Regions from separate parts of the Mus musculus genome. Here region 1 is linked to region 2. The links are chromatin loops, found by intact Hi-C in ENCODE. Cell type or tissue: gastrocnemius. All regions are shown on one strand. Links, peaks and the distances in the headings refer to the core of each region. The heading gives the core; the rest is flanking DNA. Region 1 overlaps Gm42346. Region 2 holds the start of Zfp978 (zinc finger protein 978).

Region 1 (9,650 bases), core at 929-8,928, 1.7 Mb after region 2:
CAATTAGAGGTGACATGATTTACTTATATAAGGAGTAAGGGATTCAATAATCAGTGATCTCATGGATTTGTACTCTCAAAAGAGGTTTTTTTTCCTTTTTTTTGAATCATTACATGTATCCTCAGAAGAACCTCAAATATGATTTATATCAAATGACTGGAAATGATAAAAGCCTGCCAACTTTTATTTTCAAATTTGACATCATACCCACCTCAAATATAATGACCCAAAATTGCTCCTCTCTTAAAGAAAAAGAGGGACAAAGAATGGAAAAGAGGCTGAAGGTAAGGCCATTCAGAGACTGGACCAAAGAGATGCAGAACCTGTACCAACCATTGGACTGAGCAAGGGGACTAAAATGAAGGAGTTAAGGTAAGGACTGAAGAAGCTGAAGGGCTTTGCAACTGTGTAGGAGGAACAACAATATCAAACAACAAGACCACACAAGGCTCCCAAGGGTCAAATCACCAAATAAAGAGTTCACATAGAAGTACAAATGTCTGCAGCTTTATATATAGCAGAGGATTGCCTTATATGGCATCAACAGGAGGAGAGTCCCTTGGTACCATGAAGGCTCAATATCCCAGCATAGGAGAATCCTAGGGATATGAGGTGGGAGTAGGTGGATTGGTGGGAGGGGAGTCATCATAAAAGCTGGGGCGAGGGGTGGGATATCGAGTTTCCAGACAGGGAATGGAGAAGGGGCATAATATTTGACATGTAAATAAATAAAATGACCAATAAAACAGAAAATTGTACTCTGCATAAGTTGGGACAAATAATGATCCATCTGTAGTGAATTTTCAGAAAGTAGAATTCTAAACAATATATCTCTAATTTTATGGTTACAGTTTGATTCAGAGTGACACTGAATCAGGTATAAATTTGGTCAGGTATAAATTTATGATATAACCATTAGTGTCAGGGAAACCACTAAATAGGTTTGTTTCAACATCCAAAATGCTAGGATAAAGATCACGTTGTCCTAGATCTAAACACAGAGATCAAATGTCAAAAAGTTAAATAAAAAAAAAAATATTGGCCAAACCAACAGCTCTATATCCACTTGAAACCTTGTATATTTTTAGATTCATAAATAAGGGAACATTTTAAAGCAATAGTAAGATTTTAAAATTGCAACTATTGTATGTATAGAAATATAATTTCTTCTTCTGGATATTTAAATTTTTACTTGAACTTTTTTATCTTGACTGAAGCTTGATAAGTGATAAGGAGTGATCTCAGAGAATATAGCACTAGTTACTTTTCCAAAGAAAGCAGAGAAATGTAAAGGAAACACAATGAAAAAGTTATGATTTTAACTAGAATTTCCCTCATTCAAGGGTCTCTGGATATCTCAGAGCATTTACATAAACACATAGTAGGAAAACTCAGAGAGAGATACAGGAATTCAACAGTAAGTTCATTCTTACGCACAAACAACAGATTGTTGTAATTCTCCAACATCACATCCATGTACAATGTCCTCTGAGCAAAACTGAGACATTCCCATTCCTCAAGTGAGAAGTCCAAGGCCTTGAAGGTTAACAGACGCGGGAATGGAAAACTACCTACTTGATACTGGAAAAAAAAATGCTTTTTTAATTTAAAAAAGAAGTAATCAAGATATCCTTTCTTGCTGGGCGTGGTGGCGAACGCCTTTATTCCCAGCACTTGGGAGACAGAGGCAGGCGGATTTCTGAGTTCAAGGCCAGACTGGTCTACAGAGTGAGTTCCAAGACAGTCAAGGCTACACAGAGAAACACTGTCTTGAAAAAAAAAAGAAAAAAAAAAAAAAAAGAAAGGACATTCATTTATGTTTGTAAATTGATGGTTTATGTACAGCACCATAGTTATCCTCTCTAGAAAATTTTTACTAATATTGTTCATGTGATGAAATACAAAGGTTAAGAAAACAGGACTGAAACCAAAAAGAGAGGAAAATAACAATTTCTATATTGAAAATTTACCACAGGGACAGTATCTCTCTTGAGACAAATAGATTTCAGGTGTCAACAGTGATTACTGTGTGATATGAGCCATGAAAAAAGAGTTGTGAGAATACTGAAATCTATATCAGCTCACAATCACAATAATGGTAAAAGAAAGACATTTTCCTTCCATCATTTGTGACCCTAGGGAGCTAATAATATATTTACTATTAGTATTTAAGACAGTGGATTTCATGTAATTTTAGCTTCTACAAATTCTACTCTTTCATATCTTCTTTAGTGATGTGAATTTATACTTATTTCTATATCCTCATTCACAAGCTTGTGTTTTAGAAACCTGAGCATCCCTGAAATGCAATTTATATGGCAGAAGAGACCTTACTTCACACTAACATAAAAGGACAGAACTTATTCAGCATAGAAACTATCCATCAATATGTTCTTTGAGCATCATTCCAATAGATCCTTTTTGAGACATGCAGGTAGCTAGTCCAAGGGAATTATATGTCCTCACAATATAAAATCAAGTTAAAATATAAAGATGTTATATACATGAAAGACCAAAACATTAAATTTTCATTATTACAGAAGAAAATAAAGATCATAGAAAATAAGTTCTTTAGATAACATTCCATATATGGAGAATAAAACTTTTGGATGATTTGAATTAAAAGTTTTTTTTTTTTTAAAAAAAAGAAATGTGGAAAGGACACTGACCTGTGGCATGTTTAGCAGAGACACACATTCTTTTTGTTGAACTTCTCCCAGGTTTTATGTGAAGAACAAAGATTGAATTCTTCTTGAAATTTCACATCAAGAATTGACTATTCGGTCCCTTCTGTTTGGAGCCAGCACTGACTCACCTTGGGCGCGAGTCTGAGGACACCACCAAGGTCCCCACAGGACTCTCCACAGGATCGTAGGACCTCTGGTGAGTGGAACACAACTTCTGCCAGGAGGCAGGTTCGAACACCAGATATCTGGGCAACGTCCCTGGAAGAGGAGAGCTTGCCTGCAGAGAGTACTCTGACCACTGAAACTCAGGAGAAAGCTAGTCTCGCAGGTCTGCTGATAGAGGCTAACATAATCAATCACCTGAGGAACAAGCTCTAACCAGAGACAACTATAACAACTAACTCCTACAAAAAAAAAATCAAAAAACAAAAAACAAGCTGGTCGTGGTGGTGCACGCCTTTAATCCCAGCACTCGGGAGGCAGAGGCAGGTGGATTTCTGAGTTCGAGGCCAGCCTGGTCTACAAAGTGAGCTCCAGGACAGCCAGAGCTATACAGAGAAACCCTGTCTCGAAAAAACAAAACAAAACAAAACAAAACAACAACAAAAAAACCTAACTCCAGAGATTACCAGATGGCAAAAGGCAAACATAAGAATCTTACTAACAGAAACCAAGGCCACTCACCATCATCAGAACACAGCACTCCCACCCCACCCAGTCCTGGGCACCCCAACACACCTGAAAAGATAGACCTGGATTTAACTTATATGATGGTAGAGGACATCAAGAAGGACTTTAATAACTCACTTAAAGAAATAAAGGAGAACACTGCTAAACAGGTAGAAGACCTTAAAGAGAAAGCACAAAAATTCCTTAAAGAATTGCAGGAAAACACGCCCAAACAGTTGATGGAATTGAATAAAACCATCCAAGACCTAAAAAGGGAAGTAGACACAATAAGGAAAACCCAAAGTAGGGCAACACTGGAGATAGAAACCCTAGGAAAGAAATCTGGAACCATAGATGCGAGCATTAGCAAAAGAATAGAAGAGATGGAAGAGAGAATCTCAGGTGCAGAAGATTCCATAGAGAACATCGGCACAAAAATCAAAGAAAATACAAAATGCAAAAAGATCCTAACTCAAAACATCCAGGAAATCCAGGACACAATGAGAAGACCAAACCTACGGATAATAGGAGTAGATGAGAATGAAGATTTTCAACTTAAAGGGTCAGTAAATATCTTCAACAAAATTATAGAAGAAAACTTCCCAAACCTAAAGAAAGACATGCCCATGAACATACAAGAAGCCTACAGAACTCCAAATAGACTGAACCAGAAAAGAAATTCCTCCTGACATATAATAATCAGAACAACAAATGCACTAAATAAAGATAGAATATTAAAAGCAGTAAGGGGAAAAGGTCAAATAACATATAAAGGCAGGCCTATCAGAATTACACCAGACTTTTCACCAGACTATGAAAGCCAGAAGATCCTGGACAGATGTTATACAGACACTAAAAGAACACAAATGCCAGCCCAGGCTACTATAACCAGCCACACTCTCAATTACCATAGATGGAGAAACCAAAGTATTTCACGGCAAAACCAAATTCACACATTATCTTTCCACAAATCCAGCCCTTCAAAGGAAGATAATAGAAAAAAACCAATACAAGGACAGAAACCACGACCTAGAAAAAGCAAGAAAGTAATCCTTCAACAAACCGAAAAGAAGACAGCCACAATAACAGAATGCCAACTCTAACAACAAAAATAATAGGAAGCAACAATTACTTTTCCTTAATATCTCTTAATATCAATGGACTCAATTCCCCAATAAAAAGACATGGACTAACAGACTGGCTACACAAACAGGACCCAACATTTTGCTGCTTACAGGAAACCCATCTCAGGGAAAAAGACAGACACTACCTCAGAGTGAAAGGCTGGAAAACAATTTTCCAAGCAAATGGTCTGAAGAAACAAGCTGGAGTAGCCATTCTGATATCGAATAAAATCGACTTCCAAAACAAAGTTATCAAAAAAGAAAAGGAGGGACACTTCATACGCATCAAAGGTAAAATCCTCCAGGAGGAACTCTCAAATCTGAATATCTATGCTCCAAATGCAAGGGCAGCCACATTCATTAAAGAAACTTTAGGAAAGCTCAAAGCACATATTGCACCTCACACAATAATAGTGGGAGACTTCAACACACCACTTTCATCAATGGACAGGTCGTGGAAACAGAAACTAAACAAGGACACAGTGACACTAACAGAAGTTATGAAACAAATGGACTTAACAGATATCTATAGAACATTTTATCCTAAAACAAAAGGATATACCTTCTTCTCAGCACCTCATGGTACATTCTCCAAAATTGACCATATAATTTTCCACAAAACAGGCCTCAACAGATCCAAAAATATTGAAATTTTCCCATGCATCCTATCAGACCACTATGGACTAAGGATGATCTTCAATAACAACATAAAAAATGGAAAACCAACATTCATGGGGAAATTGAACAACACTCTTCTCAATGATACCTTGCTCAAGGAAGGAATAAAGAAAGAAATTAAAGACCTTTTAGAGTTTAATGAAAATGAAGACAAAACATACCCAAACGTATGGGACACAATGAAAGCATTTCTAAGAGGGAAACTCATAGCTCTGAGTGCCTCCAAAAAGAAACTAGAGAGAGCACACACTAGCAGCTTGACAACACACCTAAAAGCTCTAGAAAAAAAGGAAGGAAATTCACCCAAGAGGAGTAGACGGCAGGAAATAATCAAACTCAGGGGCGAAATCAACCAAGTGGAAACAAGAACTATTCAAAGAATCAACCAAATGAGGAGCTGGTTCTTTGAGAAAATCAACAAGATAGATAAACCCTTAGCCAGACTCACTAGAGGGCACAGGGACAGCATCCTAATTAACAAAATCAGAAATGAAAAGGGAGACATAACAACAAATCCTGAAGAAATCCAAAACACCATCAGATCCTTCTACAAAAGGCTATACTCAACAAAACTAGAAAACCTGGACGAAATGGACAAATTTCTAGACAGATACAAGGTACCAAAGTTAAGTCAGGATCAAGTTAACAATCTAAACAGTCCCATATCCCCTAAAGAAATAGAAGCAGTCATTAATAGTCTCCCAACCAAAAAAAGCCCAGGACCAGATGGGTTTAGTGCAGAGTTCTATCAGACCCTCAAAGAAGATCTAATTCTAGTTCTTCACAAACTATTCCACAAAATAGAAGTAGAAGGTACTCTACCCAACTCATTCTATGAAGCCACAATTACTCTGATACCTAAACCACAGAAAGATCCAACAAAGATAGAGAACTTCAGACCAATTTCCCTTATGAATACCGATGCAAAAAAAAAAAAAAAACTCAATAAAATTCTCGCTAACCGAATCCAAGAACACATTAAAACAATCATTCATCCTGACCAAGTAGGTTTTATTCCAGGAATGCAGGGATGGTTTAATATACGGAAATCCATCAGCATAATCCACTATATAAACAAACTCAAAGACAAAAACCACATGATCATCTGGTTTGATGTGGAGAAAGCATTTGACAAAATCCAACACCCATTCATGATAAAAGTCTTGGAAAGATCAGGAATTCAAGGCCCATACTTAAACATGATAAAAGCAATCTACAGCAAACCAGTAGCCAACATCAAAGTAAATGGTGAGGAGCTGGAAGCAATCCCACTAAAATCAGGGACTAGACAAGGCTGCCCACTCTCTCCCTACCTATTCAACATTGTACCTGAAGTCCTAGCCAGAGCAATTTGACAACAAAAGGAGATCAAGGGGATACAAATTGGAAAGGAAGAAGTCAAAATATCCCTTTTTGCAGATGATATAATAGTATATATAAGTGACCCTAAAAATTCCACCAGAGAACTCCTAAACCTGATAAACAGCTTCGGTGAAGTAGCTGGATATAAAATTAACTCAAACAAGTCAATGGCCTTTCTCTACACAAAGAATAAACAGGCTGAGAAAGAAATTAGTGAAACAACACACTTCTCAATAGTCACAAATAATATATAGTACCTTCGTGTGACTCTAACTAAGGAAGTGAAAGATCTGTATGATAAGAACTTCAAGTCTCTGAAGAAAGAACTTAAAGAAGATCTCAGAAGATGGAAAGATCTCCCATCCTCATGGATCGGCAGGATCAATATAGTAAACAGGGCTATCCTGTCGAAAGCAATCTACAAATTCAATGCAATCCCCATCAAAATTCCAACTCAATTCTTCAACGAATTAGAAAGAGCAATCTGCAAATTCATCTGGAATAACAAAAAACTTAGGATATCAAAAACTCTTCTCAAGGATAAAAGAACCTCTGGTGGAATCACCATGCCTGACCTAAAGCTGTACTACAGAGCAATTGTGATAAAAACTGCATGGTACTGGTATAGCGACAGACAAGTAAAGCAATGGAATAGAATTGAAGACCCAGAAATGTACCCACACGTCTATGGTCACTTGATCTTTGACAAGGGAGCAAAAACCATCCAGTGGAAAAAGACAGCATTTTCAACAAATGGTTCTGGCACAACTGGTGGTTATCACGTAGAAGAATGCGAATTGATCCATTCCTATCTCCTTGTAATAAGGTCAAATCTAAGTGGACCAAGGAACTCCACATAAAACCAGAGACACTGAAACTTATAGAGGAGAAAGTGGGGAAAAGCCTCGAAATATGGGCACAGGGGAGAAATGCCTGAATAGAACAGCAATGGCTTGTGCTGTAAGATAGAGAATTGACAAATGGGACCTCATAAAACTGCAAAGCTTCTGTAAGGCAAAAGACACCGTCTATAAGACAAAATGGCCACCAACAGATTGGGAAAGGATCTTTACCTATCCTAAATCAGATAGGCGACTATTATCCAATATATATAAAGAACTCAAGAAGGTGGACTCCAGAAAATCAAATAACCGTATTAAAAAATGGGGCTCAGATCTAAAGAAAGAATTCTCACCTGAGGAATACCAAATGGCTGAGAACCACCTGAAAAAATGCTCAGCATCCTTAATCATCAGGGAAATGCAAATCAAAACAACCCCGAGATTCCATCTCACACCAGTCAGAATGACTAAGATCAAAAATTCAGGTGACAGCAGATGCTGGCGACGATGTGGAGAAAGAGGAACACTCCTCCACTGTTGTTGGGATTGCAAGCTTGTACAACCACTCTGGAAATCAGTCTGGCGGTTCCTCAGAAAAGTGGACATAGTACTACCTGAGGATCCTGCAATACCTCTCCTGGGCATATATCCAGAAGATGTTCCAACTGGTAAGAAAGATACATGCTCCACTACATTCATAGCAGCCTTATTTATAATAACCAGAAGTTGGAAAGAACCCAGATGCCCCTCAAAAGAGGAATGGATACAAAAAATGTGGTACATTTACACAATGGAGTACTATTTAGCTATTAAAAAGAATGAATTTATGAAATTCCTAGGCAAATGGTTGGACCTGGAGGGCATCATCCTTAGTGAGGTAACCCAATCACAAAAGAACTCAAATGGTATGTTCTCACTGATAAGTGGATATTAGCCCAGAAACTTAGCATACTCAAGATATAAGATACAATTTGCAAAACACATGAAACTCAAGAAGAACAAAGACCAAAGTGTGGACACTTTGCCCCTTCTTAGAATTGGGAACAAAACACCCATGGAAGGAGTTACAGAGACAAAGTTTGGAGCTGAGACTAAAGGATGGGCCATCTAGAGAATGCCATATCCAGGGATCCATCCCATAATCAGCCTCCAAGCACTGACACCATTGCATGCACTAGCAAGATTTTGCTGAAAGCACCCTGATATAGCTGTCTCTTGTGAGACAATGCCTGGGCCTAGCAAACACAGAAATGGATGCTCACAGTCAGCTATTGGATGGATCACAAGGCCCCCAATGTAGGAGCTAGAGAAAGTACCCAAGGAGCTAAAGGGAACTGCAACCCTATAGGTGGAACAACAATATGAACTAACCAGTACCCAGGAGCTCTTGTCTCTAGCTACATATGTATCAAAAGATGGCCTAGTTGGCCATCACTGGAAAGAGAGTCCCATTGGTCATGCAAACTTTATATGCCCCAGTACAAGTGAACGCCAGGGCCAAAAAGTGGGAGTGGGTGGGTAGGGAAGTGGGGGGGGGAGGGTATGGGGGACTTTTGGGATAGCATTGGAAATGTAAATGAGGAAAATACCTAATAAAAATATTAAAAAAGGAAAAAAAAGAATTGAACGATTCAAAGATGAAATAAATACAACTACACTACAGACAATGCTAAAGCATATTTTAAAAAAATTAAATGCAAAATGATACCAGGAATCTAGAAAACATTTGTACAGCCACGAAAGCAAGTAATGATATATTTAGAGTGTACCTGTAACCTAGTTCCTGCCCACCAACCTAGATTCTCAAAGTTTATTCAAAACACCTCATATGGAAATCCCTGTCACCTGACCTAAATGACACACAAGAAAAGAAAATTGAGAGGCTGTAGCTAAAGCAATTTCATAATGTTAATAAAATTTCCCTACCCAAATCACTAATATAATAGCAATACTCATGACAAAATGAATTATGAAACAAACTCAAGAGACAGAAGTCAAAATAGACTCTGAACACCATTCAATGTGGTCAAATGACATAAAGAGGACCAATCACAGGAATTCAAAGAAGGCAGAAACAAACTTAATGAAAGACCAGATAACTCCTGTGAGTGGCTAAAGGAATAATTATGATAATGCAGGATGTGAACATTGTATCCAGAGGTATAAAACTCTAAGGAATGCTCAATCTGAAATGAAACACGAAATGAACCCTGTAAGCCTAATGGTAACTCAGTAGAGGGCCAATATATGAAGATACAGCATTCAATCAAAAAAATCAGCCTGTCAAT
Region 2 (9,650 bases), core at 1,004-9,003:
AGACAGAAAGAAAGACAGACAGAAAGAGAGAAAGAAAGAAAGAAAGAGAGAGAGAAAGAAAGAAAGACAGAAAGAAAGACAGACAGAAAGAGAGAAAGAAAACTAGAACAAAATTACAATACATAATGCACTGTTTGTTGATAAATGGTTTCCTGATTGTTCCCTGTAACACTCTATGTACACCCATGCATGTCAGCATAAGTGGGGGAAAGGAGACTCGAGATTTACCCAAGTCTCATTAGACTGTTGCTAGGAAGTCAACTCTTTTCATGATTATAATGAGTTCCAGGATTCTCATGTGACCTCTTAGGTTCAAAACCTGTTGTGATGATTATGAGAGGTTAAAATGGATTCTAGCTCAGCATGGAGGCGAGAGCTCAGAAGCACAAGCCCAAACCTGGGGGTCTGACTTTAAAGAACAGGGTTCTGTGCCCATGGACACCTTTCAGATGACAGGGCTACTAGTTTCGCATTGGGGTGATTTTTAGTTTTTCCCATATTGTACTTATGCAAAAAAAAGTCACAAGCTAATTGATTCCTCATATGTGAGTAGATTAAACATACTGGTGGTTAATAATGCATCTGTGTTGAGTTAAGGAAAGAAATGAAAGCCTTTTCCTCAGAGGCATTTAGCTGAGTGTGAGTACAAAGTTGAATTCTCTACTTCATGTTCCCTGTGCTTCCATCCTCTGTGTATCTGTTCAGTTAGTTTAAATCTGTAACTTCCTGAAGGCTGCTTGTATAGCTCTCCCTTTCTGTCTGCCTTTTGTCTCCATGTTGGTGTCTGTGTAATCTGTTGTCTATTTGTATCTCTCTGACTGGCCTTGAGAGAGAGCTTTGGAGTGCTTCTAGAACATCAAGGGAACCATCACTTGGGGAAAGAATGGGATAGTGAACAGTAATCTTTTATAAAGGATTAGGTAACTGGCTCCAAGTGGTCAAGTGGACAAGACAACAAACATTTATAAACATGACTTTTATCAACCAATACCTATAACTGTATATGCATTTTTGAACTATGCTTTAAGCCTCTGCATTTCATGCTTTCATCAAGTGACACTCATGCACTTTCTGAGCAGGACTTGAAAAAGTACATAAATTACCATTGTATCTATGCATCAAGTTAGGTTTTAAAAGTTGATATCAAGAGAAGTCCAAGGAGAATAATGTTAGTTTTTACGTTGTTCTTTGAAAAGTGTGCTAAACCCTCAAGTTGAGTAAACAGTAGGATCACAGCTTTAAATCTTAAATTTCGTCAAGTTGCCTTAATTCTGGTTGTAAGGTCCAGGAAAATTCCCCATCTATTACAAGGTAAGATGTTTTATATAATACATTGTCACACGTACAGTTCTGCCAATGCATAGGAAAGCACCATGGAGCAAGACTCCATGGAGTCCTGCTGGATGTAGTCTTAGTAAGATGTTCACAAAACAAAACAAAAAATAAATTTTTTTTAAGTACCAGCTTATAAGTGTATGAAGGTGTTTCAAATGAAATCTCTGAATTCTGAAAGAGATGGAGTTCCAGTTGATCTTGTCTTTTCCACTGTGTTACATCAAGAAAGTTGCTAGCCAAAGTGGTTTCATAAAAATATCCAAAGACTGCTGGCCACTGACAACAAAAGGGGTTGCTTTTAACAAACTGACAATAAGTCTTCATTGCTAAAGACAGGGCTGACACAAAACACTGTATATGAAAAGGGCAAACTGGTGCCTGCAAGAACATTGACTCTTATGTTCCATTGTCCTCTTTATGGAAGGTGCTTTGAAAGGTACACAAAGTGAAATATATACACAGAACCAACCAAAAAGACGTTGATCTATAATTTTTCCTTTCAGCAAAATATGCTTAGGGCAATGATGTCATGAATTTACTGGGAATAACCAATCAATGTCTAATTTGACTTAAATACCAAAAGCACTCTGGTAAAATGTTATATATCTATATACACAAGGGTGCTTGGTCATGAGTGTACTGGGAGTGTTTGTGGACACACCAGTGTTATAAGTAATGAAAAGGTTTCTATATACTATAAAGCATAAAACTTTCATTGGAGCAGTCTCCCAGCTATCATTTAGATTTAAGACAATTCAAGCCTATGACCTCATACATAGATACCTCTTAACCTCTCTCCCGCTCCGTTCTCATCTATCTGTTATCTTCTCTGTCTCCCACTAAATCTCCATCTGCATTCTCCTCTCTACATCTCTTTTAATATCCAGAAATTCGGCCCTCCAATTCTTGTCCCAGGAATTGGATGTCAGGTTTTTTCTTACAAGCAATCATGTGTGAAACATCACCAGAACTTCTCTGGATTGCCTCAAGGCTTAGAGAGCTGCTTGCCATTCAAGTATCTCAGCAGGGGTGGGAGGAGTATTTACAAATGTAAAGCTGGTGATGGGCCATAGAAATGACAATATCAAGATCCTGCTAGCACTCAGTTCTCTGCCAATAAAAATTTGAAAATACAGACACACCCACTGAAAAGGTTAGGAAATCCACCTCAATACACTTGGAGAATCCAAGCAGGACAGAAGAGGCAATTGGGGCCCACAGGTTGGAATGTCACTTTGATGTAGAGTAGTCTGACCTCAAATCAAGAGGAATACACCTGCCACAGTGTTCTGATTGCTGGGATTATGCTAGCAGCATTTGCAAGTTTCATGTCTATAGAGTCAAGCAATGTAATCACACTTTGTATATCTCAACAACATATTTTATATTCTAGAAAACATCTTTTGACTGTCTTTCCATTTACACTAACACAACATTAACATCCTATGAACCAGAAACAACCATAAAATATATTTTTCTGTAGAGGGCAAAAGGAAATTATGGTCAAGAATAAGCACTAAGTTAACCAGGGATGTAAAACCACAGCGCTTTCTCTTCAGTGCAAGAGAAGTACACTTTTTTTTTTTTTAACCAGAAGTAAAGGAATGGATGTAGTAAGCAGCTTGGTGACCTGTGGTAGATGTAGTGCCAAACCAAACCTGAAAGTCCCAGACTATTAAGTTGTCCCAGACAATCATCCTAGATCATTGTTTCTCCATCAGTACAAACCATCCTTGGGGGATATAGGACATGTACTTTACAGCTTGGTGTCCTCTACACTGTATGCTTGATCCTCCTCTAGGCTCTTTAGTTTTAGAATCCAACTTTAAAGAAAGACTCACATGTACTTTGCAAAAAACCTTTGAGGTAGCCACACATTTATTTGCATTGTATACATACAATTGAGACAACTATTACCAAAAAATTTCTTTCCAAAATTATACTGTGCTTACTTGTTCCTAAAATAAACAACCCTGAGATCAGAATCTTGAAGTTTCACTCAGCATTGGCAACTGAGTCTACCGGGAAAACTTATAGTTTACTTCCCAGTTTTAATAACTCAGAAACTCCTTAGTTTACTCAAATTCAGAACATAAAATCCAGGCAATCTCCAACCAGAGCTATTTCCAATTCTGAAAATCCTTCCGCCACACCCACCCCAAAAAATTAAACTATGAAAAGCCTGCCTCCCACTCATTTCTCTTGGGCTTCTCACCTGAACAGAGGCAGCCTCCCTGTAGTGTTTTCCCAATAAATTTCTTGTGTGTGGTTAATTGTTCCATGGGACATTGTGGTATATCATGGCTTCTGACTGTCAGGAGACCTTTTACTTCAGAACTGTTCACATATTCACTGGGAAAGATTTTCCCTGAGTGCTGCTAGAATTTCATTGGCAATAACACACAAAACACCCACAACCAGTGTAGAAATATTTATAGAGTGGTATTGAACTAGATTTCTTTTGGTCTCATGGATTGTTATTCTACCAGACCTAGTGTTTGCAGAGACCACCATGCTTGTATCACTTAACCAGTAAACATCAATCATAGTCTTTCATTCTGACTAATAAACTCAGTTTTGAGCACAAAATTTCTTCCCTTTGGAATTTTAGCTTTTTGATGTCTTTCATTTATAATGACCTATAGAGGATATACTTTACCAGAAGCCAGCAAAATGTTTCACAGAAAAATGCAGAAAAGACCAGAAATTTGAGACTATAATTTGTGAGATACAAGTACTAATGCCTACACATGAACTATTAATGATGATGTTCATGCTGTGAATAAATTTCAGTAAAAGAACACTCTGAGCCAGGCATGTTGGCGCACGCCTTTTAATCCCAGCACTCAGGAGGCAGAGGCAGGCAGATTTCTGAGTTTGAGGCCAGCCTGGTCTACAAAGTAAGGTCCAGGACAGCCAGGGCTATAAAGAGAAACCCTGTCTCAAAACAAACAAACAAACAAACAAAAAACAAAACCACTGTGAAATCCAGAACCAAGATCTACTTGGCCAAAAGTTTAGGGAAAAAAAAAAAATCCCAGTCTATGAACCTATGAACATGGTTTGCCTCACGATAAAAATGACTGAGTTTGAATGGCCTGTGAATATCATGAAGCCAAGGAAAGAGAAGATGAGAGAAATGGGCAGAATGCAGATGAGAGGGTGCCTACTGGCTTTCCAGATGGAAGGTGCTGGGTGATTCACAAAAATCCCAAGAATCATACCTCTGAAGGCAGGGAAACATAGACGCATATAGGCAAGATCCATTCTCAAAGGGTCTCCATAGGCCAGAGATGTCAAAGGTGTATGGATGCAATAGTAATCTAAGCTCTGTGATGGTGTGCCAATCCTCTGAACACTTCACGCACTAATAAACATGTGATGGAGAAAAGACATTATCACCGCTGGGAATGGTGGCCCATGACTTCAATCCCAGCACTTGGGAGGCAGAGGCAGGGGAATTTCTGAGTCCGAGGCCAGCCTGGTCTACAAAGTGAGTTCCAGGACAGCCAGGGCTATACAGAGAAACCCTGACTCAAAAAAACAACAACAACAACAACAAAAAAAAAAAAACCAAAGAAACAAACAAATAAAAAAAAGAACAACAAAACAACAAAAAGAAAGTATCATCATTGCAGCTTCCACAATCACAGGTCACTTTCAAACACTGGAACCCATAGAAGAAGGACTGTTTTGTTGAGCAGAGATGAAAGTGAAGCAGAGGCCAGCTCCCTGTGGTGCCAACTGCTCTGTGTCAAGTCGCAGTTTTGCTAACATCACTGACATGAGGGTGGGCAGAGCAGACTGCTCTTCTGAGGCCTCCTTTGCTGCACTGCCATCTAAACCATACAGAGGCGGTTCTACTTGAAGCAGTAAGGGATTGGATAAGGAATGTTGATATGAGGATCATGCATCTGGTGGAACACTTCTGCCAGGGCTGGTTCCTGGCCAGCTTCCCCCAGCAAACTCAAAGGAATCACTAAGTTTATGTCCCCCTAGAAGTGCCTTTCCCTTGGCTAGTGTCATATGGCTCAGCTTTCCTTTTCCGATTTCGCTGGTCATTCTGCTTTTTCTCAGGAGTCTCTACTTCTTTATCACTCAAGGACCCCACGCTGCACAAACTCTGGTTAGAAGACACACTGTTGAGTGGTCCCTTACTTACACCAACTCCAGTGAACCTGGCCTCTAGTAATTCCTGCCTTCGTGGGTCCAGGCTATGCAGTTCTTCCATCATTTCTGCCACCGCTGCCGCTCCACTCTCCTCTCGGGCGGGGCCCCGACCCGACCCGGCTGCTGACCGCTCCGCTCTCCCCTTGGGCAGGCCCGGGGCGGAGCCAGGGCCTCTCCTGAGCGCAGCAACCCCTTTCCCCCGCCCCTCCCCCCCTTGCAGCCGCCGCCCCGCCGGGCTCCACAACAGGGCGGGCTGGGGAGGGGGACTACGGAGGCCACAGATCCCCGAGCTCGCGTATGGAGCCAGGAGGCTGACGCGGGCCCGAGCACCGGAGGCCGCCGGGGGGCCGCGGGGCCGGCCTCCTGGAGCCGGACAATGGCCAAGGGAGGCGCAGAAGGGTCTGGGTCGGGCCGAGAAGTGGGGGCCCGCTCGGCTGGGGGCCACTCGGGTGCGGCACGGAGGGCGGGGTCGGAACCGCTAGTGCCCAGGACCCGCCTCCGGCCCCTTAATCAGGATCGGTTCCTCAAGTGAGCTTTCTAGTAAGCTACCTGAGTTGGCTAAGTGGGTCCCCTTAGTAAGCTACTCCTTAATATTTCTGTTTCTCAGGGGGAGGGTATAGGGGGCTTTTGAGATAGCATTGGAAATGTAAATGGGGAAAATATCTAATAAAAATATTAAAAAAATATTTCTGTTTCTCTAAGTCTGTCAGATGACTCTGGGCAATAAGCTGAATACCAATGCTCCAACATGTTGAAGTAAGGGACTGTCCAAGTGATCCGTGATCTCTGTAAATTGACTAAGTTTTGGAAGCTGTGTTAGGCTTTCTTTATATTTTCAGTTAATATCAGTCATTCTTGGATTTCTGATGGGGTTGAAAAACTGCAGTCTACTAGCCAACCCAGGTTTTTTACTTTGAGAGGAACAGTTCTGAGAGGATGGTTTTAAGATGGCATTCAATATAAAGCCAAGATATATCCAGATGTAGAATTATAAGTCTTTTAAGTAAAGATCCATGACAGAGGTTCTGTTTAATTAACAAAGATGGTGGACTGGGTGTTAGGTCTCTAGTACTTTATAAATTACAAAATAATAATAGTTATGTTCAATTATATCTGAGATAAAATAGTCTTTTAATTGGACAGAAAGGAGGAAATGTTATGAATAGCCCCAGAGCTAATTATATTTGATGTTAATTCCATTCTCCTGTGAGTGGTTGTGAACAAGGAATGAGTCTGCACTCAGGTGATTTCTTGTAAACCAGCTCCCCACCTAAATTTGTAAAATACAGGAGAGCTGATAACTGAGCAGATAAAGGGAAGGTGGATCAGAAGGTGGCAGGAGACTGTCCCTTGATACTAGCTGGGGGCAAATGAGTTGGCTTCAAGGGAGTCATGAGAGCAGCAGAGCTGATTGTGATCCTCACCTTTCTAGCAGCTGAGACAGCAGGCCCTGCATCTCACAGCACAGTAGAGCTGTCCCTGCATATGGGGCTTGCAAGTGAGGTAATCCCAATGGCATGAGCACAGCAGAGCTGGGTCTTCCTCATGGGTGCACTGTTGTACCTCTGTTGAGAATTCTGTTTAGCTCTGTATCACATTTTAAAAATTGGGTTATTTGGTTTGTTGGTGGCCGACTTCTTGAGTACTTTATATATTTTGGATAGTAACCCACTGTCATATGTAGGGTTGGTGAAGGTCTTTCCCATTCTGTTATCTGTTGTTTTGTCTTATTTACAATATATTTGCCTTACAGAAGCCTTTCAGCTTGAAAGGTTCCCACTTATTAATAGTTTGTCTTACAGCCTTGAGCCATTGGTGTTCTGTTCAGAAAGTTGTCTCCTATACCCATGAGTTTAAGACTATTCCCCACATTCTTTTCCCTTAGACTTAGTGTATTCAGCTTTATATTAAGGTCTTTGATTCCCTTGGATTTGAATTTTGTGCATGGTGGCAGATATGTATCTATTTACATTCTTCCAAATGCTGACATTCAATTAAGTCAGCACCATTTTTTGAAGATACTTTCTTTTTCCATTGTCTGGGTTTGACATTTTTGTCAAAAGCAAGTCCTTTTCATCCTCCATCTTATACCCATCAGAATGGCTAAGATAAAAAAAGTTAGAATATGCTGCTGAGGATGTGGAGCAAGGGGAACAACTCTTTCATTGTTGGTGCAAGTGAAAATTTATTCAACCACTTGGAAAATCAATTGTGTGTGTGTGTGTGTGTGTGTGTGTGTGTTTGCAGAAAAACGGAAGAAGTTCTACCTAAAGACCCAGCTATACCACTAATGGGCATATACCCAAATGATGCTCCAATATCCCACAAAACACTTGCTACACTATGATCATAGAAGCTTTATTCATAATAGGCAGAAACTGAAAAGATGTCTCTCACTGAAGAGTAGATAAGGAGAATGTGGTACATTTACACAATGGAATACTATTCAGCTACTAATAACCAAGACATCACGAATTTTGCAGGTAAATGGATATAACTTGAGAATATCGTCCTGAGTGAGCTAACTTAGTCCAAAAACAACATGGATGACATATACTCACTTAAAAGTGGATATTAGCCAAAAAATACAAGTAAAATGTTACATTCCATAGACCCAGAGAAACTAAACAAGAAGGAAGGACCAAGGGAAGAAGTTTGAATCTCACTTAGAAGGAGGGATAAAATAGTCATATGAGGAAGATGGAGGAAGGGAGCTGGGATGGAGAGGGGTTGGGGAGGGCAATTCATAATCAGGTGTTCGGAAAGACAGAAGAGATGGCCAGATGTCCATGAAAATGAATGGAAATCTGCACCTGACTATGGTGAGGAGGTGTGGGGCATGTTCAGGATGAGACAGAGACTATAAGGAAGTATAAGGAAGCCCCCAAGAATCAGTGGAGGTGACTTTAGCTGTGACTCACTTCTTTGGGGATATGATTTCTTAAGAGGCCATCTCCTGTAGCCAGAAAGGAGCCTCTAGGGTGTTCTGAAGACCTTGGAGGTGAGAGAATCTCAAAAATCAAAGGGAGAGACCTTAGATGAAATACTGTACAGTGGGTAGAGGAAACTCAAAGAGTCCATCTCCAGTAGAAAAACAGCATCAAGTGGACAGACGGGATTGCCATCCAACAGTCAAAGATTCTGACCCAAAATAGTTTCTGTAAAAGAACAGAAGAGACAAAAATAGAGAAGAGACTGAAGGAAAGGAGGTGCAATGACCAGCCAGAATTGGGATCTATCAAATGAAACATGGCTAATGAAAAAGTAATGCACTTCCAAGTGGAATTGTATTTATCTACAAAGAAAACTGAAATGAGAAAATTGGCAAGAAAATGTATGGAACTATCAGAAAATTTATACTAAGTGACAAATATCAATGGCATGTGTCCATTCTCAAAAGTAAATCCTAATGGTTACATTTGAATGCTTTATTGTTAAGAATTGTTTTTGCCATTCTGGATTTTTCACCTTTCCAAATGATTTTGAGAACTGCTCTTTCCATATATTTGAAGAAATGTGTTAGGATTTTGATGGGGATTACATTGAATCTATAGATTGCCTTTGGTGGGATGGCCATTTTTACTATGTAAATTCTGCCAATCCATGAACATCAGAGATCTTTCAATTTTCTGAGATATTCTTCAATTTCTTTCTCCTTTCTTGTATTTATTCTTTTTTTATTAGATATTTTCTTTATTTACATTTTAAATGTTATCTCCTTTCCTAGTTCCCCCTGTGAAAATCCCCTATCCCTTTCCCCCGCGCCCTGCTCCCCAACCCACCCACTCCCATTCCTGGCTCTGGTATTCCCCTCTATACTAGGGTATAGAACCTTCAATTTCTTTCTTGAGAGACTTGAAGTTACTGTCATACAGGTCTTTCATTTGTTTGGTTAGAGTTTCTGCAAGATAATTTATATTATTTGTAGCTATTGTGAAGGGAGTTGTTCCCCTAATTTCTTTCTCAGTCTGTTTATCATTTGTATAAAGGAAGGCTACTGATTTACTTGAGTTAATTTTATACACAGCCACTTTGCTGAAGTGAGTTATCAGCTGGGGGAGTTCTCTGATATAAATTTTGGGGTCGCTTATGTATACTATCATATCATATGCCATTAGTGATAACCTTATTTCTTCTTTGTCAAT

What was found. A loop is a pair of places that touch in the nucleus more often than their neighbours do. Peaks named below come from ENCODE experiments on the same cell type or tissue, not always from the same donor. Only the 100,000 strongest peaks of a DNase experiment are listed, where the experiment ranks them.
Region 1: a loop joins it to region 2, with 5 times the contacts of the local background. A loop is called at or near these places in 3 of 42 quality-filtered maps.

What each region holds. Positions count from the first base shown.
Region 1 is chr4:145,439,791-145,449,440 of GRCm38, reverse strand. All of the region lies in intron 2 of Gm42346, which reads right to left. Among named protein-coding and RNA genes, the nearest start is that of Gm42346, 32 kb to the right of the region's middle. In gastrocnemius, for the core only: no CTCF peak of the experiment used is centred there; no DNase peak of the experiment used is centred there.
Region 2 is chr4:147,121,175-147,130,824 of GRCm38, reverse strand. It overlaps Zfp978 (zinc finger protein 978), which reads right to left and starts at 5,943. Exons shown (of 5, transcript NM_001378742.1): 1 at 5,498-5,943. It also overlaps the pseudogene Vmn2r-ps18. In gastrocnemius, for the core only: no CTCF peak of the experiment used is centred there; a DNase peak (open chromatin) is centred at 5,807; H3K4me3 peaks cover 954 bases; H3K27ac peaks cover 659 bases.